Regions from separate parts of the Homo sapiens genome. Here regions 1, 2, 3 and 5 are each linked to region 4. Evidence: chromatin loops called from intact Hi-C (ENCODE). Cell type or tissue: endothelial cell of umbilical vein. All regions are shown on one strand. Region 1 has its middle 69 kb from the start of HDAC9. Region 2 overlaps HDAC9 (histone deacetylase 9). Region 3 overlaps HDAC9 (histone deacetylase 9). Region 4 overlaps HDAC9 (histone deacetylase 9). Region 5 has its middle 110 kb from the start of HDAC9.

Region 1 (5,000 bases), 83 kb before region 4:
AAGTCATGTAGTAGTATTTTTGTTTGCCTTTATGGCTATTATGTGATTATATGACTTTTACAACAAAAAAATCTAATGAGATATTCTTCTTCTATTAGGTTTTAATAATTAAAATAGGCTGGGCGCAGTGGCTCATGCCTGTAATCCCAACATTTTGGGTGGCTGAGGCAGACAGATCACCTGAGGTCAGGAGTTTGAGGCCAGCCAGGCCAACCTGGTGAAACCCTGTCTCTACTAAAAATGCAAAAAAATCAGCTGGGCGTGATGGCACGTGCCCAGCTACTCTGGAGGCTGAGGGAGGAGAATCACTTGAATCCAGACAGTGGAGTTTGCAGTGAGCCAAGATATCACCACTGCACTCCAGCCTGGGCAACAGAGCGAGACTATATCTCAATTAAATAATAATAATTAAAATAATAGTAATAAGAATATGTTTTATGATTTCCTAGTTCAGAATATTCTATTATTGTATATTCAAATTGCACATTACTGATGTGTTTTGTGTCAAAGATATTTGTGGGTTACCTAGGAGAGGTATATGAAAATATTTTTATTATTAATTTTAATCTTGAGGTGTAGTACACCAATTTTTTTCTTGTCATAAAATAGCATGCAGCAAGTTGAACCTTGGCTTTTTCTGAAGTTAATTGGACAGAATTTGCAGACAGCTTGCAGGATTGTGTCCAAGTAGATTTTAAAATTTCAGAAAAATGCAAAATTATCATTAACAAAATTATTATCGCAGACAATTTCATCCAAGTAGATATAGAAATAGTTGTAAAATGCCAGTTTGCATCTGAGATGTATCACAATGACACTGTTTTCATAGTTGAATAAGAAATAAGACTATTCAACAAGTACTCATGTCACCATGAAAGAGAAAAATGCAGAGCTGAAGGTGGCATGACACATTTTCCCATTCACAGCTGAGTGGGCAGGTGACGCGTGTTAGGGAGAGAGCTGCTATCTGATATTCCACTGATGAAGCTTGTCAACTAAATTGTATTTGGAGTTTTCAAAATATCAGAGTGGATGAAGTCTTTGGCATATTTTAACATTTAACTAAGTCTTACACATGGCTCCAGAGGAGGATCTTCCTTCGCCAGTTAATACTAAATTACCAGTGCTTTGGCAGGAAGCAGAAAGTGCCATGTGGGTAGTGGATTCTGGAGAGTTAGCATTGAAATACTCACTGTACATTACATTTATAGAAAAGATTGAGAGGAAATTTCTTCCTAGCAGGCTTCGTGCAAGGTTTGGGCCCTTTCTAGAACGAACTGCAAGTCCCTTTAACAATATCCCTGTGATCTATGCATATAGGTGAGATCATCATATGTCTTAGAACAGGTTTGTTTTGTCCTTCAGAAATTATACCCCTTGTGATCAAGTCCAGCCTGCCTTTTGCCAAGCCAGAAGATATTTTTTAACTTTGGGAGGACACAACAGAAGAGAGATTTGTTTTCACTTTGGACATGACTGAGTAGTTGCAGGCTCTCAGTGGGGAATAGACTCTTCATAACATTAGCACAGTGATATACGGACACACAATTGCGGAAATGCAGATGCAGTGTTTTCATTTGATTTTTGGTATAGTGTTTCTTCTGAATAAATCAAGCATAATTATGAGCCACATGTGACTAAATCAGATAGAGTAATTCCAGGGAATTGGTTGATATATATCAAGAGCTTTAGGAGAGAAATGTTCGTGGTTTATGTTTATTATTTTTTGTTCATAGCAATCTCTGAAAGCAGCTGCTATGCAAGTCATTTGTCATTCTTTTCCACTAAGTGCCAGTTTGCCAAGTGAGCTTTCATGTAAGTGGCGGCGTTTATGCAAATGCTAATGCAGTTTTTAATCTTAGAAGCAAAGAACCTGAATATTTTGCTAACATACAATAACAATGATACTTAATATTAAATAGCAGCTTTTATCCAGGGATAGCTATATAATTTACAATTGAATTGGCGCAAATTATTTACATACATTGAGGGCATTGGGTTACCATATTTAGATCATAGTTTATCTGATGTATGAACACACTGAAAGGAAATGTGAAATTTGTATTCAGCATCTTCAAAGAGTAGAAAATGACTACCTCAGGCATCTAATAGCCAAAAAGTTTAGTCACACTCATACACACCATCTTGAAATTGCTTTTATTTACCACTCTCATCCTTGTTTCAAGTCTAGTTTTATACTTTATGAATCTGCAAATGATTGCCTTTATTGAAAGGTTTGTGTTATTCAAGATGACTTGTAAAGTTTACTCAATCTTCCCTAGCAAGGGAAACAGGAAATTCCAGAGAACACTAGACTCAGCAAACCTATAAAATCTGAGAAAGCAGACCATTATTTCTGGAGACATTTCACATAACACTTTGGGAAGCAATGACTAATTAGTTTTTGGTCTTAACAATAGCACTTTCAGGGGCTGTTTTCTTTCTTTTTTTTTCTTTTTATAGCTTTCATATTAGGAAAAGAAGAAAGTAGCTCTGAATGATGAAATATTGGCAATGTATGCACTTGCTTCTCTGTAGGAGCTCAACTCTTTGATCCTTCATACAATTAACTTCATTGCCTAGCTGGTATTAACCGGCTGGAGAGTAACAACCAATTGTTGCAGGCACAACAACACCCTAATATGCTTTGCCTTTAATGACTGACTGTTTCAAATTGAAAGCTCTGTTCTCTCTATTCCTAAATTCCTGTTGAAGTAAGTTAAGTCCTTAAATAAGTATAGGTACTCATTCACACCTACAGCCTTATCTTTTTTGTGGCACCTTACCCAGTCCCCAATTGCCAGAGAATACTTGGTCATTAGCAGGGGTAAGATGTATTCTGGGTTCTCTAGACGTAAACATTTGAATGTTAGGTCTCCTTGCTTGCTTTTATTTCTTTATTTTTTTTTTACCTCCTTACTTATTTAGTCATTCATTCATTTTAGAATTTGACTTCCATATGTCTAAACACAAGCAGCCTCCCTTGACTCCTCTTCCCTCTCCCAATCCACAATCAATCTATCTTTGAATCCTATCTGCTCCACCTCTACCATAATCCTGCTGATCCTGGCCTCCACCATGGCTCTTGGATTATTACAGTAACCTTCTCATTGATCTCCTTGGTTTTGTCCTTAATCCCCTTCCCCTCCACCTCTCATCGCCCACCCTGGACACAGTTTCTTTCTTCTTCTTTTTTTTTTTTTAAATATTTTCTTTTATTGTGGCAAGAACACTTAAGAGGGTGAGACCCACCCTCTTAACAGATTTTTAAATGTATAATACTGTATTGTTATCTGTAGGAATAATGTTGTACAGCAGCTCTTTTAGAAATTATTCACCGTGCATAACTGAAATTTTATACCCATTGATTAGCAACTCCCCATGCTCTCCCCTAGATCCTGGAATCACTATTCTGTTCTTTGCTTTTGTGAGTTTGACTGTTTTAGTTACCTCATGTAAGTGGAATCATGCAGTATGTGTCCTTCTGTGACTAGTTTATTTCACTTAGCATAATGTCCTCAAGTTCCATTCATTTTGTCGCATATGGCAGGACTTCCATTTTTTTAAGGCTGAATAATATTCCTTTTATATGTATACCACATTTTAAAAATGTACATTCATCTGTCAGTGTACATTTATATTTTCAATTTTTTTATAAATACTCTAAGTGGGATTGCTGGATTGTATGATAGTTTTAATTTTAACTTTTTGAGGAACCTCTACCGTTTTTCATAGCAGTTGCACCATTTTGTATTTCCACTAACAGTGTGCAACAAACTGAAAAGCTTCTACACAGCAAAGGAAATAATCAACAGAGTGAAAAGGCAACCTAGAAAAATGGAAGAAAATATTTGTAAACTAAGCTAAACATCTAATAAATGGTTAATTTCCAAAATTACAATGCAACAGTAAGAAAATTAATAATCTCATTTAAAAATGGGCTAAAGGTTTGCAGGGATATTTCTCCAAAGAAGACATACACATGACCAACAGGTATATGAAAAGATGCTCTATGTCACTAATCATCAGGGGAATGCAAGTTAAAACCACAGTGAAATATCACTTTATACCTGTTAGGATGGCTAACCTCAAAACAAACAAACAAAAACAAAAGAGAACTGTTGACAAGGATGTGGAGACATTGGAGCCCTGGTTTATCCTAAACCCAGCAGCCCCAGTGAGCTTTTAGAAGTCATACCATGTCTCTTCTCTGCTCAGAACCCTCCAGTAGCTTCCCATCTGCCTCAGAGTAAAAGCAAAAATGCTTTCCAGGGCCCACCAGAATCTGTGGCTCCCCTCACTCTGATTCATCTCCTACCACTCTTTCCTACCATGCTGGCCTTGCTGCACCATCCACATGCTGAGCACACACCACATTGGTGCCTTTGCATTTGCTGATCCCAGTGCTTAGAGAGTTCATCTCCAGATATCTGTGTAGCTCCTCGCCTCACGTCTTCAGATCTGTGCTCAATTGTCACCTTCTCAGAGAAGTTTTTCAGATCACCCTGTAGAAAATAGCAATCCTACCCACCTCCAACCTACGGCACCCTCCTTTTCCCCTTACCCTGCTTTCTCCACAGTCCTTATCACCAACTAGCAAGGCTTGTTGTTTTGTTACTTGCAATCGATCTCCCCCATTAGAACATACAGTTCACAGAGGCAGAGAATTTGTTTTGGAACTGCTGTATTCCTAGCGCCTAGACCAAATGTCTACCATGATATGAATTAGGAGTTCAACAAATCCCTACTTCATACTAGTTGAATGAAAAAATTAAATAATAAGTGAGTAGGAATTAATGCCTCTACTTTCTTCTCATGTTCTTTCTTTTATCTTACCCTCCCCACTGCCACCTTTCTACATTGTGCCAAGTTCTCATGTCTCAAGAATGTGGTGTTTTGTTCCTTGTTAGCTGTAAATGTAATACTCCTTCACCCATTTTTATAGAAAAGTTAACTTTCCCCTGGATGCTTGGGCTTCATCATTTAATGTCCTCAATTGC
Region 2 (5,000 bases), 61 kb after region 4:
ATTTTTGTTTTCCAGTTGACTGCGTATTGTGAAGAGCAAGCAACAAAGTCTAAAATTAGTATATCAATCTAGTGAAAATACTTAGAACTTGTTTTATATGGTGTTCTCCTGTCATGTTCTATTTCCTAATTATGTTTTATTTTAGATGAAATACACTATGATAATTTTTAACCTAATTCATTCAACCATTATAGCAGAGAGGTAGCTTGGAAATTTGTTTGTCACAGGGACATCCCACCATGTGAGAATAAAAATTGGGCCGGGCGCAGTGGCTCACACCTGTAATCCCAGAACTTTGGGAGGCCGAGGCGGGTGGATCACCTGAGGTTGGGAGTTCGAGACCAGCCTGACCAATATAGAGAAACCTCCTCTCTACTAAAAATACAAAATTAGCTGGGCGTGGTGGCACATACCTGTAATACCAGCTACTCAGGAGGCTGAGGCAGGAGAATCGCTTGAACCCGGGAGGCGAAAGTTGCAATGAGCCGAGATCACGCCATTGCACTCCAGCCTGGGCAACAAGAGCAAAATTCTGTCTCAAAAAAATAAATAAATAAATAAAATAAAATAAAATTTGGCTATAGATTGATTCTCAGGAGTTCGCAAACTTTCTGTTAGGGGCAGATAATAAATATTTGAGATTTTGCAGCCTGTACTATCTCTGTGGCATTCAATTCTGACTTTTTAGTGCAAAAGCAGCTATACACAGTAAGTCAATGAATGAGAGTGGCTGTGTTCCAATTAATTTTATTTGTAAACACTGAAATTTGAATTTCATATATTTTTATGTCACAAAATATTTTCCTTTAAAAAATTGTTTTCCCAACCATTAAAAATGTAACAATCATTCTTAGGTTGCAGGCCATAAAAAATTAGGCAGGCTGGATTTGACCCATGAGCCACAGTTTCCTAACTCCTGTTCTGCATAGTTACCTTCATTATAAATATTTTCAATAATTTCTTATACTTTTGATTGTACAAAGAGGTATGGCTTCAAATTACAGACTGATATCTCAGAGCTGTGCTTAAAGTATTGAGAAGCATTCTGTAATGCTGATGGTTTTCTCAATATTGGCTAATTCTATAAACAGATACTATGAGTTCTGCCAGAAATAGAAATTCTAATGACAGTCTAATTAAATAGAAGCCATGGAGAAGAATTATTACATTTTCTTATGCCAAATTATAAATGTCTTCAATTAATGCACAGATATTTATTTATTTATGTATATGTAAAAAGTGGATTTTCTGACAGCCTCAGGCTCCTCTTTGTGGTAGAACCTTCTGTTTCTCTAATTAGTTGTGCCTTAATGGCCAGTAATTGTCTTTTATAATGCACAGGGAACCTAAAAAAAAACTGAAGGAAAAAAAATAGACCATCACAGTCTATCTTTTCAAATCTTTTCTCATGCTGTCAAAAAACAGCTGCCTCTTACTTTTTGTTACTACTTTCTTCAATTAAAAAGTAATCTCAAAATTTATGAATAATACACCCAAACCTCATTAACACTGTTTACAGTTAATTATGATTTAGTATCTCTCTCTGTCTGATATAACCCAATGGGATTTAGTTAATCAAGTACCGAAGATGACTTCATTACCAGGCAGTCTTTACCTGTGAATCAGTAGATTCACAGATTGGAGAGTACAGCCATAGTGAATTTAAGAAAAACAAAAACAAAAACAAAAAAAAATGCTAATTGCCTAGACTCAATAGAATTTTGTATAGCTAAAAGAAAAGGGTGAAATATTAAATTTGGAATTCTTAAGTACAGAATTGTTCCTTAAAAAGAGTGCTGAAATACACACTTTAAGAAAGATGCTTTAGACTTACCTGAAAATACACAAGTGTGTCAAAATATGAAGAAATATATTCAATTACACATATCTCTGTGGAATATATTGACAATTATGAACAAATGTTTTTCTTCACCTTTAAAAACAAAAATATGTAATATTATTTTAACAAAAACTTTTCAGTCTCATCTGTATCAAGGCATACTCCAGAATGAAATGTGTAGAAATAAAATGAAATGCCTATTTTGTAGAAGTCAAATAGAATCAGAATGGAGTGGTTGAGATCATGGACTCTGGAGCTGGACGGTGTGTGTTCTAATTCCTGTTGTACCTGTTAGTGGGTGTGTGACCTTGGCCAAGCTCCTCTGTGGCCTCCATTTTCCTCATTTGTAAGTAAGAATCCCAAGCACGTCTACTCCATAGGTTACTAGATATTGCAACCTCATAATGTTGTAAAGAACAAATGAATGAATATTTACTTTATAAAGCATTCAGAACGATGTTTGTTATACAGTAAGTGCTGTAATTAGTGTTGGTTCCATAATTTAAATTAGAATAAGAGAAACTCGGGAGACTGGCCAAAATTATGCTGTTACTCTTTGTGCTTACCCATGTTTGTAAAGCCAAACTTGGAATCAGTACATTTAGGGAAGTCACATTTTATTAGAATGCTTAGGACCTCAAAACTCACCTATTTTAAAACTCACATATCCAAAGTGCTTCCTGACAAAGGATACTGGATATTTCTCTTTAGGAGCAAAAGTGGTGCCACCATGTGGCAATAACATAAATATAGCTGCCAATCCATTTAGCTTGGCAAGGCTTATATGAGCACATTACATGAATTTTTAAAATGTTTTAACGTTCAATTTTTTTCTAAATTGTATGTACAAAGTATAACTTTATTATTTTTAATTCAGCATTTTAAAATTCCCATAATTTCAGTTCTCATAAAACAAGAGTGGCATTTTCTTTGAAAAAACAGTAATGTAATTTGCCTGTGATTTGAATTTGGCAAAATAAACAAATAATGCCCTTATAACACTGATTTTCAAACTGAGTTCCATGGAGCCTGCATTCCCTGGGGGAAAGGAATAGCGGAGGAAGTGAGTGGATAGAACCTTGGTTCCTCCTCTCCGTCTTTTCTAAAACATTTCCACTTTTGCTGGTTTTATATGTTGGAACTGTTCGTAAGATTTTATTTGAAGAAAATAAGAAAATATCCAGCCGTTTAAAGAAATGTTTTTCTTTTCTAAAAGCCAGTGCAGTCCTATATTAGGAGTTTCAGTGGGGCTTTAAAACTTTATTTTATTTTTTATTTTTTATTTTTTTTTTTGGTAATAAAGATTTACTCAGAACTAGAAAACAGCTAAATTCTGGAGAAGAGGTAAGATGCATTGGTTGAAACCCTATTCCTGTTATGCAGGACTGAAAAGATTAGAGCAGAGAAAAGGCAAAGACATGGTCTGAATCGCAGAAGAAAAGAAGGAAGGTATATCACACATGGCATTTCAGCTTTGTTTCTCCTACTTTTCCCGCATATTTTCATGTATGTTGTTGTCTTAAACATATTAAGCATTGAGGCTTTCAGAAAATATTCAACTGTTTTGTGCTGGCTAAAGGTAATTGTTTCCTGGTGGCAGGAGGCATGAACCAATGAAACTTTTTTTTTTTTTTCTGTCAAAATAGCACATAATGATGTACTTTTTGTAAGCAAGAATTCCTGATAGAAGAGTGGGAACACATTTTTGAAAAAGTTTATTTGCTGAGTAATATGTTTAGAAAGAATGTTGTTAGAGAAGGATATTTGCTAAGAAAAATCATTTATTCAACTAATATTTATTAAACTTACAGTATAAGCTACATAATATACTAGGTTCCGGAGTTATAAGGGAATCCCTTGCCTCAAATATTAGGGTTTCATAATGAGAGGGAAGTTTTGTTAGTCATTTGAAATAGCTATTTGAAATAGTCAAATTTGAAATTTGACTATTTTGTCATATTCATAAATATGTCATATTCACAAATATGACTATTTGTCATATTCAAATATGACAAATAGCTATTTCAAATGACTAACAAAACTTCCCTCTCATTATGAAACCCTATATTTGAGGCAGAGGATTTCCTTATAACTCCAAGTATTTGTCTGTGACCTAGAAGAATATATAAGTTGTAGAAAAAAATACGGGAAAGGGGACGGTTTGCACCATCTTCCTCGTAGTTCCTTTAGAAGTGAATTTACTTTAGATCCCAGAGGAAGAGTATTAGATCTGGCCACAGAAGTAACTCTTTTATATTATTACCTATATTTTCTATTTTAAAACATTAAAATTTTGAATCTTCTCAAGATTTCATTTTTAGGTACATTTATATCAAATTGAATTTTAATCTCAAATTACAAAATAATATGGATTACAAACTAATATATAGGTTCTTAGCTTCTATTACCTTGGAGTCCCATAAATTGGCTTGATTTTGTTTCCGTAGTGCAAGGAGCTGAATAAAGCTTTTACTCAGTTCTTAAATAGTAAAGAACTAGCAAACATTGCGATACTTTAGAACTAAGTGGCCATTACAGATTAGTTAGCAGTTCATGTTTGTGTTATGGTTTGTTATGACTGCTTAATTCAAAAGCATATTTGCAGACAGGGAGTTTGGATTAAGTAAATCAAAATAGTAAAGGCTTTGATTAAGAAGTTAGCTTGCTTTAACTTAAATGTTGATATTTCAAGGCCTACTGATATTTTAGTCATTTGCGGTTATTTTTGTTTCCTGTTCAGACCCCTGGGAAATAAGAGAATAGTAAATCAAAGCCCAGGTTGCTTTTTGCATTTTTTTCCTTTTCATTTATGCCATGTAGTAGTTGACTTTAAGAAACTAAAGACATGGATAACTTGAACAGAATCACTGTGAGGGAGAATTGTATTTCTGGATTAATCAATTTAAATAATTCTTGTTATAAAATGATTCTTTTCATGTTTGATAATTTAGTAATTCTTTTTATTCCACGATAATGTTATCGTAACTAGTGGAAAAGCAGCTAAAAATATCTGCATTACTAAAGTCCAATTTGGGCAGTATTGTTATCAAACTGAGGCTATGTTGTTTGTGTCTAGGGATCGCTAGGGCGTTGCTTCATCAGCCAGAAACCTCTGTGACAGGTGGTGCCTTCTGCCTGAGTATTGCTAGTGCCCGTTTCT
Region 3 (5,000 bases), 160 kb after region 4:
ACCTCTCCGGGTATCTACTTGAATCCTTAGTGTCATTGGTCCACTAGCTCTACTGAGCAGGTTCCCAGTAACTTTTCAGCTGTGCTGTGTTAGTGAGAGGGAGAGTTTCTACAGCTCAGTGAGCATTTGTCCAGTCTTCTTACATTTGGTTTCTCTGATGGGCTCCTGCAGCCTCCTTCACCTGGCTTGTATCTTTTCTCAGATAAATCCCTTCTTCCCACAAGCTCCCCTCACCTGCTCTTATTTGTAGTCTGAGGTATGAGTAAGGGTTGCAGCACTGACTGATAGTCTCTGTCCCTCTCTCTCTCTGAATAATGAGCGGATGTTTGTTACCCAGTGTCCTTATTCCTGGCATCCCAGCCAAAACTAGGAATTTTTCTTTAATATCTTGCTCGTTTCTATGCTGTTGCATATTCTTTCTTAAACAGCCAATTAAATGGGTTCCTACAACTTTGTAGTCAAAATTTAGGACTATAATATGGTCTCTTTTCTCCAGAATCTCAGTAGTGTCCAAAGTACTATGTATTAAAGAAAAGAAGAGCTGATTAGTATTCAGAATTGGGACAAAAGTCCTGCAAATAGTTTCCTAAAATATACTTAAAGTCATCTAAACCATGAGTAAATGAATGTCCTCCTTCTCCCGACTGCCCAGTAACAATGGATGTTAGATGGTAGGCACAAAGGAAATTCATATTCAAATTTCTTCATTGTGATATGAGTTTTGATTGGTATATGTTTTCTTAGCTTGATCTTGTCTGACTTACTTTGGTGATATTTAGGTCTTATATGTGTTTTTCCTAAGTTATATTTTATTTCTCTAGATTCTTACTCTTCACCCAAATATATTATAAATTGTATCATCTACTTTAACATTATCTTTCGGCATGTTCCTCTGGTTCTCAAACTCCACTAGCCTTTTGGTGACTTAGATGCGCTGGTCTCCTTTTCCAATCCAAAGTCCCCACAGACTCTGCCTTCTACCAGAAATGCTCCCCACCCTTATTTCCGCCCCTGCTTCCCACCCCTCACACATGTAACTTACTCCTTTCCATCCTTCATTCTTTGTGTCTAAACCTAAATATAACACTTCCTCAGCTTAACTCCCTTAACAATCCCCATTTCCACTGCTATGCCAAGCAGTATGTGCTCTTATAACACCTTGTGTTTCTTTCTTCAAAGCATTTTGTCATACTTGAAAATAGGAATAAGTATTTGAAGCTTTCTAAGACATTCACTAAAAGCTCCATGAGGGCAGAGCAGTGGCTATTTTTCTAATGCTTAGCATGGTGTCTTGAACATAGTTGGCACTCAGTAAATATTTGTTGAACAAATGAATGAAAATTCCTAATAAATCTACCTACAGTGAAATCAAAGGACTTTGTTAGTGTGTTCAGGGCCATTTGAGGTTGCGTGGACTGCAGGAAAGTCTATAAGCCTAAAGAGGCTGAGGTGTCCATCTAAGTCTGAGTACTTAAGTATTCACATTTTAAAACATGTATTTTGTAATTATGTGTGAGTGGGAGGTAAGCATGAATTTGACAAAGAAAAATCTGCATTCATGTTTATGGTGGTAGTATTATAAGTGTGCTGCTAGTTACAATAATTGGCATGTTGCTTACATAGGCACTGACTTAGCAGAAAACTTAGCAACTCTTGAAAACACAGTTCAAGGTCTGCAGATGATTTGGTCCACAGGGCCACTGTGAAATAAAACAAATGACCAGTGTGAGACAAAATAATCTTGAGACTTTTTCCCCATTTATTGAGCTTTCATGTTATGATATTTTGCTATTGTTTAAGTTAGGCATATTGTCAGTTATCTTTTAAAATCATTAAGCAGTTAATTCATTGACTTCTGAAAACTAAGTTCAATCTAATTTATAAAATAAATAAAATGTCTAAATAATGATTTCCAAATTAAAAAATAATTTCCTGATTCTTTTCTAATATTTAATTTCCATTTGAGTCTGTTCATAAAACATCTTATTGTTAATTTTTTTTAAATCATACACCTCTTTAAAGTTCAGAATATCAAAATAAATATTTCTAGTTCTTACAAATATATATAAGAAGATGCTTTTTCATTTGACTGTCGTTTCTCTGTATAGGTACAAGAAAATTAGACAAAGACTATTAGCATTTGTGTTCTGGCTTTCATAGCGTTTAACATTCGTTGAAAAATGATATTGACAACATTTTTTATCACCCCCTTTATCTTTTGAGAAAAGTATTATTCCCAGGTTCAACTTTCAAAACATGTCCTTTTGAAAGTTTCAGGGTTTCCATGGATAGTTTATTTACCTTTTTCTACACCATGTTCTAACTGCATTAAAGAGTGATCCATTAAAAAGAAAAAACAATCCAACACTTAAAGACCTTATTCACTGCCTACTGGACCCATACAATATGGAATAATGGGACTACTTTAGATTTAGTATTACTGAGGAAACTTGTTGCCTACAAGTTCATTCTGAAATTTATGTTCAATGATTAGAAATCACAGTGTATGAGTTATTAGAAATCAAAGTGTAATTTGCTTCTCTGTTACCATGAAGAACTACTGAATTTTGAACCCCTGAACACTCTCTTCTAGCTGCTTTCGAAATCTATTGAACAACTGAAGCAACCAGGCAGTCACCTTGAGGAAGCAGAGGAAGAGCTTCAGGGGGACCAGGCGATGCAGGAAGACAGAGCGCCCTCTAGTGGCAACAGCACTAGGAGCGACAGCAGTGCTTGTGTGGATGACACACTGGGACAAGTTGGGGCTGTGAAGGTCAAGGAGGAACCAGTGGACAGTGATGAAGATGCTCAGATCCAGGAAATGGAATCTGGGGAGCAGGCTGCTTTTATGCAACAGGTAATAGGCAAAGATTTAGCTCCAGGATTTGTAATTAAAGTCATTATCTGAACATGAAATGCATTGCAGGTTTGGTAAATGGATATGATTTCCTATCAGTTTATATTTCTCTATGATTTGAGTTCAGTGTTTAAGGATTCTACCTAATGCAGATATATGTATATATCTATATAGAGGTCTTTCTATATACTGATCTCTATATAGATATCAATGTTTCATTGAAAATCCACTGGTAAGGAAATACCTGTTATACTAAAATTATGATACATAATATCTGAGCAGTTAATAGGCTTTAAATTTATCCCAAAGCCTGCTACACCAATTACTTCTAAAGAAAACAAATTCACTGTTATTTTGAGTTTATGTGTTGAGATCAGTGACTGCTGGATAGTCTCCCAGTCTGATCAATGAAGCATTCGATTAGTTTTTGATTTTTTGCAACATCTAGAATTTAATTTTCACATCACTGTACATAATGTATCATACTATAGTCTTGAACACTGTTAAAGGTAGTCTGCCCCTTCCTTCCTCTCTCTTTTTTTAGTTAAGTAGAAATGTTCTGGTCACCATGCCAGTAGTCCTAGGTTATTGTGTAGGTTGCAATTGAACATATTAGGAATACAGGTGGTTTTAAATATATAGATGCAAATTGCAGCACTACTTTAAATATTAGATTATGTCTCACATAGCACTGCTCATTTTACTTTTATTTTGTGTAATTTGATGACACTGTCTATCAAAAAAGAGCAAATGAAGCAGATGCAAATGTTAGTGAGAAGTAATGTGCAGCATTATGGTCCAATCAGATACAATATTGTGTCTACAATTGCAAAAAACACAGTAACAGGATGAATATTATCTGATATCAAGTCAAAATCAGTTTGAAAAGAAGGTGTATCATATTTTATATTGTCACTAGAATCTCTTAAGTATAATTCCATAATGACATGGGCATATACCGTAACATTCTGGCAAATAACAATTAGAAAAGATAGGTTTAACAAAAAAATTTACTTGTATATAATGCACCTTCAGGAGGACTATGTCCTTTGATGCTATAAAATACAAACAACTTTGAAGGCAACAGAAGACACTGTTTATTCAAGTCAGTTCTTTGTCAGGTTCCTGCTGTTCTCCTACAGAAAAGTGATTCTGTGAGGGTGAACAGGAAATGCCTTGTGGAAACAGGAAGTCCAAGTGATTCATGTACTGAGGAATGTAGGAAAAAAAATCTGAGGATAGTGCTTTACTCTTTCTGTTTTTAAAGGGCACTCTATGAATTGATTTATTGTCTAAGAAAATAACACCACAAGTAGGGAAATTGTTACGGAAGCTTTTCACTGGAACATTTCCTTCATATTCCCTTTTGATATGTTTACCTTGTTTTATAGGTTTACTTTTGTTAAGCTAGTTAAAGGTTCGTTGTATTAAGACCCCTTTAATATGGATAATCCAAATTGACCTAGAATCTTTGTGAGGTTTTTTCTATTAAAATATTTATATTTCTAAATCCGAGGTATTTCAAGGTGTAGTATCCTATTTCAAAGGAGATATAGCAGTTTTGCCAAATGTAGACATTGTTCAACTGTATGTTATTGGCACGTGTTGTTTACATTTTGCTGTGACATTTAAAAATATTTCTTTAAAAATGTTACTGCTAAAGATACATTATCCTTTTTTAAAAAGTCTCCATTCAAATTAAATTAACATAACTAGAAGTTAGAAAGTTTAAAAGTTTTCCACATAATGAAAGTCCTTCTGATAATTTGACAAATAGCTATAATAGGAACACTCCCTATCACCAACATATTTTGGTTAGTATATTCCTTCATATTAAAATGACTTTTTGTCAGTTGTTTTGCATTAAAAATATGGCATGCCTAAGATAAAATTGTATATTTTTTCCATCTCATAAATATTCATTTTCTTCAAAGTCTTTTTTCAATCTCATAAAAAAGGGATAGTGCATCTTTTAAAATACATTTTATTTGGGGAGGAACATGTGGCTGAGCAGACTTTTGTATAATATTACTTCAAAGATATGTAATCACAAACAAAAAAAACTATTTTTTATAATGTCATTTGAGAGAGTTTCATCAGTACAGTTGGTGGACGTTAATTGTTTGAATTTGATAGTCTTTGA
Region 4 (5,000 bases):
TGAGACGGAGTCTCACTCTGTCGCCCAGGCTGGAGTGCAGTGGCGCGATCTCGGCTCACTGCAAGCTCCACCTCCCGGGTTCACACCAATCTCCCACCTCAGCCTCCCGAGTAGCTGGAACTACAGGCGCCCGCCACCACGCCCGGCTAGTTTTTTTTTGTATTTTTAGTAGAGACGGGGTTTCACCATGTTAGACAGGATGGTCTAGATCTCCTGACCTCGTGATCCGCCCGCCTCGGCCTCCCAAAGTGCTGGAATTACAGGCGTGAGCCACCGCACCCGGCTATTATTATTATTATTTTTTGAGATGAGGTTTTGCTCTTGTTGCCCAGGCTAGAGTGCAATGGCGCCCTCTTGGGTCATTGTAACCTCCGCCTCCCGGGTTCAAGCTATTCTGCCTCAGCCTCCTGAGTAGCTGGGATTACACGCATGTGCCACCAAGCCTGGCTAAATTTGTATTTTTAGTAAAGATGGGGTTTCTTCACATTGGTCAGGCTGGTCTCGATCTCTCGACCTCAGGTGATCCGCCTGCCTTGGCCTCCCATGTTTTTAAAAGATAAATATGTTTTGTGTTTTGTTTGGTTATCTGCTGACCATTAGGAATTTCCAAAATGAAAGACAAAAATAGGAAACACACAGTAATTGAAATGTATCTTAAAAGAAGTCAAGATGGAAATAAATTCAGAGAGTGGAAATGGAAGCAACTGAAGGAACAACATAACATGTTGCATCCTGACCACTCTTTTAATGAGCGGGTCGAAGACTTTGGAAGATGAAATTGTTTGAAGCTTTGGGAACTGGGGTGAAAGAGTCATTTATCGGTTCATTTTTTCACCCAAAACTGTTTTAAGAACCAACCATATGACACAGAAGATACAGCTATTAAACAAAGCAAGGAGATACATGGTTGGTTGTTCAATGGAATGATGGATGGATAGATAAAGCTACTTGAGATAGGAATTAGTATTAAGGTGAAATAAGAGAATGGGGTAGAAAGTGACTGATAGGGCAGTATTAACTAGGGTAGCTAGGGTAGTTAAGTGAAGGCTTTTGAGTCTGCTAACCTGTAAAGGGTATCTTTCTAAAAAAAGTAGATTTTCCTTCAACGTTTAATTTGGTCTAAGTCAAGTAGAACAGAAGCACAGTTAAAATAGATTAGGAATGGTCTGGATCTATTTCAATATTGTTACCTCTGCTTTGTGGAAAGGATGGGGAAGCATTTAGCAGTAGGTAGGTAAGGGAACTGGAGAAAGGCTGTTAGCTATGATTTTCTCTGTTTTTCATAGAGATCGTGAACCAAGTGCCTCTCTCTTGTATTCATATTATTAACTTGAAGTGAAGGCTCTTTTAGAACTTGTTCCCTTTCCTTGTTCCTAAGGTTCACCCTTGTCCCTCATCTCACCTGCCCTGTCAATTGTGCTTAACATTTCTTACCCAAGCAGTATGAGTCATTGCTAGTAGTTCAGTGAAGCAAACAGTTTCTCTTTCTCAGAAACCCAAAAGAAGGGGAGCAGAGTATCTTCGCCAGCTGAAGTTAGAAGTCTTAGAACATTTTCTCATAAACACAATATTGCACACTTTTTAAAGGAGTATGAAATACAGTATTCATCACACAGGCATTTACTGTGTACCTACAACGTGCCAGGTATTTAATTCAGGTAGATCATGGGTCAAATCACACCTTTGTTAGGCGGCTGGAGAATCATAACTTCCCAAGAAAATATTTAGCATACATAGCATACACAGTCGTCGTTGGGTTAGCAACTGGCTAGATTCGTGACATGTTGTTACAAAAAAATAGTTGTATAAGGAAGTATTTCATGAAGGTGACACATCTATTTTTTAAAAAGGGAGAAACAGCTAAGAGCTATTTTTCCTCACACATTATGCTTTGTGAATAGGGAACAATGGTGGATACACAGAGTAGGTTGGACAAACATTTTTGAGGGACTGACACATTATCTCACATGCTTGATGCCTCATGGGGTTTTCCCTCAACATTCCAATTGGTCTAAGTCAAAGCACAATTAGAATAGAGCAGGAAGTGTTCTGGAGCTATTTTAATCTCCACTTAACTTCTGCCTTGTGGAAGGGGTGGGGAAGCCTTTATCAATGGGTAGGTGGGAGAACCAGGGGAAGACTGTCAGCTACGATTTTCTCTAGCCTCAAGAAGACTGAGACCGAGCCAAACTCCTGGCCAACGTGCTTTGTGGATTCACAGTGTAGCTTGAGAAAAATGGTTAGTGGTGACTTGTTTTTTCCCCCGAGTGATTATCTCATTCAATCAGTATTTATTGAGTCCTTGAAAGCTGTATTTTTTAAATGAGGCTGCTTGTTTATCTGTTTTTGTTGTTGTTGATTTCTTAGTCTAAGAATTACCAGGTATTTCCTTCTTCTGAGATACCTTAATGCTCTATTCCAACTGGTCATCACTGGGGAAAATTCTCTTACAAGCCCAATGCAAATGTTACCTAATGTCTGACACCATCACTGATTTCCCCTCACCTCTGTAATATTAATACTTCCCTAATTACGTGTATTTTTTTTCTCTTTCTCCCTTCTCTCTCGATCCTCATAGTCCTTTTATTACTCTCTTTAGAACATTTCCACTTTCTGTCTTACACTGTGACTGTGTATGTGTGTCCTCATCCCCCCAATTAGTTATATTATAAGCTCCAAGAGGAAAAGGATCATGTTTTACTTCTATTTTTATTCCCTACAGTACCTAGCATATAATTGATCCCTGAGACTATTTTTAGATAAATGAATGATTAAAGAGTACAGTGTTATTGCACAATGTGTTTTTATACATTTGGTATTTTTAAAAAATGATTTCTTCTTTTATGAAGAAAATTACTCCTCAGTTTCTTTGTAGATTTGAAAAATGTAGACATTTTTGAGGTGTTAGAGCTTTTTGCCCCCAAATTAAAATTATTCATTATAGAATGTAAGCAGGAATGACCTCCAATGCTTTAACAATGTGTGTATGACCCTTTAAATGCTTCAGTTATTCTTAACGAAGGGAATTTGGGAATATTCTTATTTGATGTGATTTTTCAATGAATAATGAATGCCAATAGAAATTTCCTGGGATATGTGTCTGCATTCAAAATGTGAAATGTGAAATAGCTAATTTAAGACTGCCTGAATATAAATGCATACTTTTTTTAATCCAAGAGAAGAATAAATTTAGTTGTGAAAATGATTACAGGTGTACTTTTATGTTATTCAAATAACACTTTGCATTTAATACTATTTTTCCCTTCTCCTATGTTTTTATGTAGAGACAATTTTCTTAGATAAGGGGCAAAAATAGGTGGATTTTTCTGTTAATAATAATATCAATTGGAAATAATTTATCCCCACAATTGCTATCTAGCTCATCTACATTTATTCTGACATTATTTAATTAGCTATATTATTTGACAAGGGGGCAAGGAATGATGATTTTTGATGAACAATTTAATCAAAATCTCAATGCCAAGGGTATCAGTAATTTGAAAAATTATCTAAAGTAAAATGTCAGAATAAGGAGTTAACATAGTGAGATATTAAGGAAATATAGATGGAATGGGTGAATCAATCTCTATGTACAACTCTTCTAAGAGAAGAATGAGAAAATTATCTTTATGTGTATGTGGGAAAGGAATGGTATAGGGAATAAGATATAAATCTTTCAGGGTAGTCTTTTTGCTCTATTTTATCCTTAAAACAGCATAAATTAGGATAAGGGCATTAAGACTTAGAAAATTAATTGAGTTCGTTGATAATAGATGTGTGGGCTGAGAAAGGAGTTAGATAATAAAACCGAATTTTACAGCATAGGTGTTGAACACAGTGTAGTATATCATGGTGAACAAATGTATGCCAGTGTCCTTTTAGTGAATTTGCAAAGGCTGCCAATTAGGCTTTCTTATCATTGTTCATTTGTTTGCTAAAAGATGAACATAAAAATATTAGAAAAAAATTATCTGAATACCAGCTTAACCTAACTTTTATATTGTAAGAAGGAAAACAACCCTCAATCAACTGATACCCGTAGTACCCCTAGTCTCTCACTATTTATTATCCCAGTAATTAAATGGACATTCTTCCACATCCTTGATCTGGAAAGATCAATATCTTTTTCTTTTTTTACTTTTTCTTTCCAGCACATAGTTTCAAATCTGAATATAGTTATAACTCTAACGTTAGAAACCTCTATCTCAGTTCAGTCTTAGATGACTACAAACCAAACTAAATTGCCAGGTACAGTGGTTCATGCCTTTAATTCCAGCACTTTGGGAGGCTGCGGTGGGAGGATTGCTTGAGCCAGGAAGTCAAGGCTTCAGTGAGCCGACATCACTCCATTGCACTCCAGCCTGGGCAGCAGAGTGAGACTCTGTCTCAAATAAATAAATAAACAAATAAAAGAAAAGACAAATATTAAATTGTTTAGTGGACACAGGAGACAACATTGTTCTATTTGATTATCTACTGCCCAGTCAGCTTCCTTGGGCACTCAACCAACAGGTAACAGAGATTATCTTTATGCTTCACCAGTCATATATATGAGACCCACTTTCTTCACACCCCTGCCAATATATTGGATATTGTCAGACTGTAGATATTTTTGCCAATCTTAAAGATGAAAATGGTAGAGAATTACTTTTTTCTGTGAATTTTTCTGACTACTGTTGGATTCGAGTGGTTTTCATATGCTATTAGCCATATGGGTTTTCTTTTATGGAGAGAGAATTCCAGGAATGCAAGATTGGTTAAAGGAAAAAAGTCTATCAGTGAATGTTGCCCTGTTAATAATGAATTAAGCAAAAAAAAAAAAAAAAAAATCTTCTCATTAGATGTAGAAAAACATGCAATAAAATTCAGTATACTTCCAGCATAGAAACTCTTATTAAACTAAAAAATAGAAGAGGGAAGTAAGTATTGTTGACCAAAACCCATTCACCCTATCTGAAACTTTATATTTAATGGTAAAATTAAAATACATTCTCTTTAAT
Region 5 (5,000 bases), 120 kb before region 4:
TAACCCTCTTGGGTCTGGCCTTTCATGAAGATTGCCAGTCTCAGATCTGCCTAGTTCTGCTGATAGATAAGGAATATGGAGCTTCCATTTCTGAGGATAAAAGAAGATTCGAAGAGGAAGAGTATCTCCTGCTCAAAGAGGGCTTGTCTCTCTTTGCTTTAAAAAGCTCCCATTTTTATAAGTTGAATCTTTTCTATGTTTCAGCATGGGCTGGATCAAGGGGGGAATCTACCCTGCCACAGCTTTCTGTCCATCACTATTCTTGTTCTATTTATGTGTAGATTTTCAGCCAATATAATATGTTGGTACCCAGTGAGGAGTTTTGCATATAAAAAGGGCTCAATTAAATGCTGGATTCATAATCCTGCCCATTTAAAAAAAGTCCCACATTTTATTCTCTTTTGCTATTATAGAATCTGAGTACAATTAAAGCTTTCTCCAAATTGCCTGTGTTGTATTTCTCAGTCAGAAGCTTGCAAAGAATATTTTAAACAGTTGTCGTGTGGGCTTTTCCCGAAATGCCATGTCACTCCAAAAGTGATACTCTGCTATTTTGACTACTCATAGAAAATGAGGAAGGAGGTAGGCTGAACAGAGAGAAATTCCAACTGAAGTAGTACTCCTAGCCAAGCCAGTGGTATAGCACCATTGCTCATCTTTAGAATTTTAGAAATAACTAAGGCAGTATGTACTTTTAAAAACCTTTTATTTCAGTGGCAAAATAAATGATTAAATAATAATATCAGTTGGTATAGGGATAAGCGAATAAAACATCTCATTTCTTGATATTTTTTATATGAATTCCAATAGTGTGATGTGGTTATAGTCTTTGTTGGGGACTGTGTTTGTGACAGTAAAGCAATAAATTTTATTATGTCATTATGTGAAAAACATCTTAACATTTTTTGTGTGTCTTAAAGTAGGTTACAGAGGACAAAATAATCTGTGGAGAGAAAAAAAAAAGAAAAAAGCTTTCCATTCACGTTAGATTGCAGTAACCCAGTGATTTCTTGTACTTTAAATAATTTCTGAAATTTTAGTTTTAAATTCTAGTAAGAATATTTTTAAATTATACATAGGATCTATGTGGGCCCATCTTATCCAGGAGAGAGTTTATTTCACATATTCATGTAGGCTTGTTTTACAAAAACGACGTAAATGTTATGACTAAAAAACACCCTGCTATATTTGTACGTGTGGCTAAGATAATCAAATAAGACCATTCCCAAGTTGTCCCTAGAGTATTTTATTTATGTTCCCAGTACCCCTGCCATGACTCCCTGAGAGGTTCTCCCTTGACACTGATCCTCCTTGAGCACATCTGAAGTAGCTGGTAGGGAAGGTGTCCACAGTGAGGGCTGTGTAGCTTTCAGAGCCCCCATCCCTTCCATGTAAGTCTGAAGCCCCAATATTGTTTTGTGCAGCCTGTGAGGATAGAGGAGAAGGGAAGGAGGAAGTATTTTTGAGAACTAGTTTCACAGTGCTTTTTTGAAATTTTAATCAGAGAGTTTGCTTTTTTAAACCATAGACTTGTAGTTTCTTAGTACTTTAGTTCCCTCAGAAATTTAACAGGTTCTGATATATTGCTTCTAGTCAGTTCCGTGACCAGGAAACACATGAAAAGTTGTTCTAAATGTAGTTCCTAACTCTGCTCTTTTTCTTTCTTTCCATGCCCCGTGCTTCTTTCTCTACTCAGTGGTGGCCACCTTGAGTCCATCTGAAACAACAGACTGGGGGAATTGGTGGGGTGGCTTTATTCTTAGCTACAATACTATTTTTGTTACAGAACTAAGTCTTTTGTGAATTGGGAATTTTAATGGAATTTTGTTTTTCAAAGCTTTTATATTTATTTTTGCTCTTTGGGAATCAGATGCAGTGTAATTTTTCAGCTCTTCAAAGTATCAAATTTCTTGACACTCTCATTCCTTTTCATTTCTAGTTAATTTTTGTCTGAACTAACCTTTTTCTTGTCGTACCTTGCAGTCAGTGGCAAAAATCAACAATATATAAGAACATCATGGCCTCTTGAACCCTCTTGTTCGCTGAAGCTGCAGTTTCACTAGGCAATTGGATTGCCTTTCGAATAGCTGTAGGCTTTAGTTTTACTGAATGTTTTTTCATTGGTATGAGTTGCCAGTATTCCAGCTTGTTTTGTCTGTTTTTTTGCTACCTGATTTTGGCCACTAAGCTAATACTTAAGTGTTGAGCCTTTGTTACAGTCCCAATTCATTTCAAGTTGTCAATTCACTTTCTCTGTTAAGCTAGGCTAGGAGTAGTAGCACAGAGACCACAAAATAATCAGTGGATAATCACAATAATATTTTATTTCTCATTCACGTAAGAGTCCTGGAGTTATAGGCATTTAGGACAGCACAGCAGCTCTCCTGTATTCTTCAGGGCCCTGTAGTGATGGTAGCTTCGAAATCAGCACATGGCTTCCAGTGTTGCTCAGGATGTCTGCATCCCAGGCACTAGAAGGGAAACAGCATCTGGACGAGTGCTCATGGTCATTCTGTAAAGGCTAGATCTGAAATGGCACTTGTTACTTCTACTCACATTCTGTTGGAGACAAGGTTGTCACTTTACCTAACTGCAAGGGAGGCTGGGTTGTATATGGTAGGAGGAGAGAAACATTAGTGGCTGGCTTGTGGTCTCTGCCACAAGATGATGGGAAGGAATTTATGTATGTCAAGTATATGCATAAGCAAAAAGAAAATGTTTACCTTAAAGACAGTTGGACTTAATGATTAGATGATAAGGGACCAAAATATGGAAAAGGAACTGTGAACTAATCATTAATATCATGTGATACTCTGAAAGAGATAACTATTTTGATTTTCTAAAAATGCAGCAAAGGCAAAGAGGGGTTAATAAAAGTTGGCTTCTGGGATTGTATACTTTAGAGAGTGTGTGACTTCCTGAGGATACAGTTTTATATTTATTTTGGCATTTTGTGAACATGACTAACATGTTCTCCATACGCATCAATTAGTGTAGTTGTTCTGAAAAAATAAGATATTTTTAGATCTCAGTTGTGTTTGACCCTAGAGAAAGACAACACACACACACACACACACACACACACACACACACACACACACACACGTCGTAGAGAAGGGAAGTAATGGGGGATGAGGCAAGGGGTGAGAACTGAACATTTATTTGTTCAAAGGTTTGACCGTGATTTTCTTGGCTTTTGTTAGGAAGAATATAGCTAGATTTAAAAGTAATTCTCGGATAATGACTAGACACAATTCAGTAGTGTTTGCATGGCTCTTGGCAACTGATCACTCCCTGGAATACACTGAGAGAGCTGGAGAGGGGGTTTCAGTGCCTGCTCTTAGGTTTTTCAGAATTATGGCTGAGATCCCAGTAGGTCAGCAAGGTCTGTCTCTCACAGCAACCATTGGTTCCTAGAAACCCTTAGGGTTTACTTATGTTCTTGAATGTTTGGTTTTATTCTTAGTTCCTGTTTTTCCTTCCTGTCACATCCTAGACCAGGCCACTTTGCATGTCATTCTTGAGTTCTGTAGTAGTTTGGTACAGGCTACTCCTCTCTTTCCACTTCAGTATATTCTGTGTCCGGCTTTTTCCTGCTCATAAAACCTTAAATTACTGTACGTTGTTCAAAGGATATATTTCAGTCTGTGCCTAGACAAAGCCTAGTCCAGCAGCCAGAAGTCTTCAGTTCTGGCCCCAGTTTTGCCACTAACTAGCTGCATGGCCAAGGAGAAGTGACTTATGAGAATATATCTGTCCCCAGCTTCTCTGTGAAACAATAAGCATTCTAAGGAAGATTAGAAAACATTGTGTTTGGGCTGGGCATGGTGGCTCACGCCTGTAATCCCAACAGTTTGGGAGGCCAAGGCAGGCAGATCACTTGAGGTGAGTAGTTCAAGACCATCCTGGCTAACATGATGAGATCCTGTCTCTACTAAAAATACAAAAATTAGCCAGGCATGGTGGCACACACCTGTAGTCCCAGCTACTAGGGAGACTGAGGTGGGAGAGTTGCTTGAACCCGGGAAGTGGAAGTTGCAATGAGCCAAGATTGTGCCATTGCACTCCAGCCTGGGCAATAGAGTGAGACTCCATCTCAAAGAACAAAGTTCAGCCAGGCGCGGTGGCTCATGCCTGTAATCCTAGCACTTTGGGAGGCTGAGGTGAGCAGATCACCTGAGGTCAGGAGTTCGGGACCAGCCTGGCCAACATGGTGAAACCCCGTCTCTACTAAAAATACAAAAATTATCCGGGCATGGTGGCACGTGCCTGTAATTCCAGCTATGTGGGAGGCTGAGGCAGGAGAATCACTGGAACCCGGAAGGCAGAGGCTGCAGTGAGCCGCTATCGTGCCACTGCATTCCAGCCTGAGCGATGGAGCGAGACGCCATCCCCCCCCCAAAAAAAAAAGAAAGTAAAAAAGAAGAGAGAACATTGTGTCCTACATCCTTTTCTTGGCCATCTGAAGTTGTATAGTGATATATTTTAGATGTTTCGGGAAATCCTGTCACAAAGTGACCTGTTTACCTGCATTAAACCTTGCATAGCCTTCACCAATTGGCCAGCAAAACCTTTTGTTCACATAACATATTAACATTCCACCTCCACACAAATAGTGTTACCCAGAAGACACACTTAGAAATAATGAACTATGTTGAGGATACTAGAGAGCTTCTGAAAATGTCTCCACTTTTTCATCTTTATCACCTATTAAGAATGGCAGCTTTGAAGTAAGATGCCTGGATATAAACCCCTCACTTAGTACACAGACAATTTTGGGCAAGTTACTTAATCTTTTTGCTCTCTGGTTTCTTCTTCTGTCAAATGAGGGCAATAGAAGTTTTTACCATGGGGTTATTTACAGGATTCCATGAGTTCACACAGGCCTAGTGCTCACAGCAGAGCCTGGTATGTAGTAAGCATTGCCCATTATCAATAGGCACTTTGCCTATCTCCTCCATGGTGCCTTTCACTTTCCCACACTTTACTTTTACTTGTAT

What was found. A loop is a pair of places that touch in the nucleus more often than their neighbours do. Peaks named below come from ENCODE experiments on the same cell type or tissue, not always from the same donor. Only the 100,000 strongest peaks of a DNase experiment are listed, where the experiment ranks them.
Region 1: a loop joins it to region 4, with 3 times the contacts of the local background. A loop is called at or near these places in 4 of 110 quality-filtered maps.
Region 2: it touches region 4 in a loop (7-fold over the local background); 29 of 110 quality-filtered maps call a loop at or near these places.
Region 3: it touches region 4 in a loop (3-fold over the local background); 7 of 110 quality-filtered maps call a loop at or near these places.
Region 5: a loop joins it to region 4, with 7 times the contacts of the local background. A loop is called at or near these places in 9 of 110 quality-filtered maps.

Annotation. Positions count from the first base shown.
Region 1 is chr7:18,424,511-18,429,510 of GRCh38, forward strand. It overlaps a transcript of HDAC9 not described here. Among named protein-coding and RNA genes, the nearest start is that of HDAC9, 69 kb to the right of the region's middle. In endothelial cell of umbilical vein, no CTCF peak of the experiment used is centred here; a DNase peak (open chromatin) is centred at 2,331; H3K27ac peaks cover 2,385 bases.
Region 2 is chr7:18,568,509-18,573,508 of GRCh38, forward strand. The region is part of intron 2 of HDAC9 (histone deacetylase 9); the gene reads left to right. Among named protein-coding and RNA genes, the nearest start is that of HDAC9, 75 kb to the left of the region's middle. In endothelial cell of umbilical vein, a CTCF peak has its summit at 2,613 (motif pointing left); a DNase peak (open chromatin) is centred at 2,543.
Region 3 is chr7:18,663,620-18,668,619 of GRCh38, forward strand. It overlaps HDAC9 (histone deacetylase 9), which reads left to right. Exons shown (of 26, transcript NM_178425.4): 12 at 2,594-2,857. Among named protein-coding and RNA genes, the nearest start is that of HDAC9, 170 kb to the left of the region's middle. In endothelial cell of umbilical vein, a CTCF peak has its summit at 2,706 (motif pointing left); DNase peaks (open chromatin) are centred at 2,692 and 4,052.
Region 4 is chr7:18,507,208-18,512,207 of GRCh38, forward strand. The region is part of intron 2 of HDAC9 (histone deacetylase 9); the gene reads left to right. Among named protein-coding and RNA genes, the nearest start is that of HDAC9, 14 kb to the left of the region's middle. RefSeq lists enhancers at 1,429-2,628, 1,436-1,565. In endothelial cell of umbilical vein, no CTCF peak of the experiment used is centred here; a DNase peak (open chromatin) is centred at 1,964; H3K27ac peaks cover 2,350 bases.
Region 5 is chr7:18,386,991-18,391,990 of GRCh38, forward strand. It overlaps a transcript of HDAC9 not described here. Among named protein-coding and RNA genes, the nearest start is that of HDAC9, 110 kb to the right of the region's middle. In endothelial cell of umbilical vein, no CTCF peak of the experiment used is centred here; a DNase peak (open chromatin) is centred at 3,111; H3K27ac peaks cover 1,645 bases.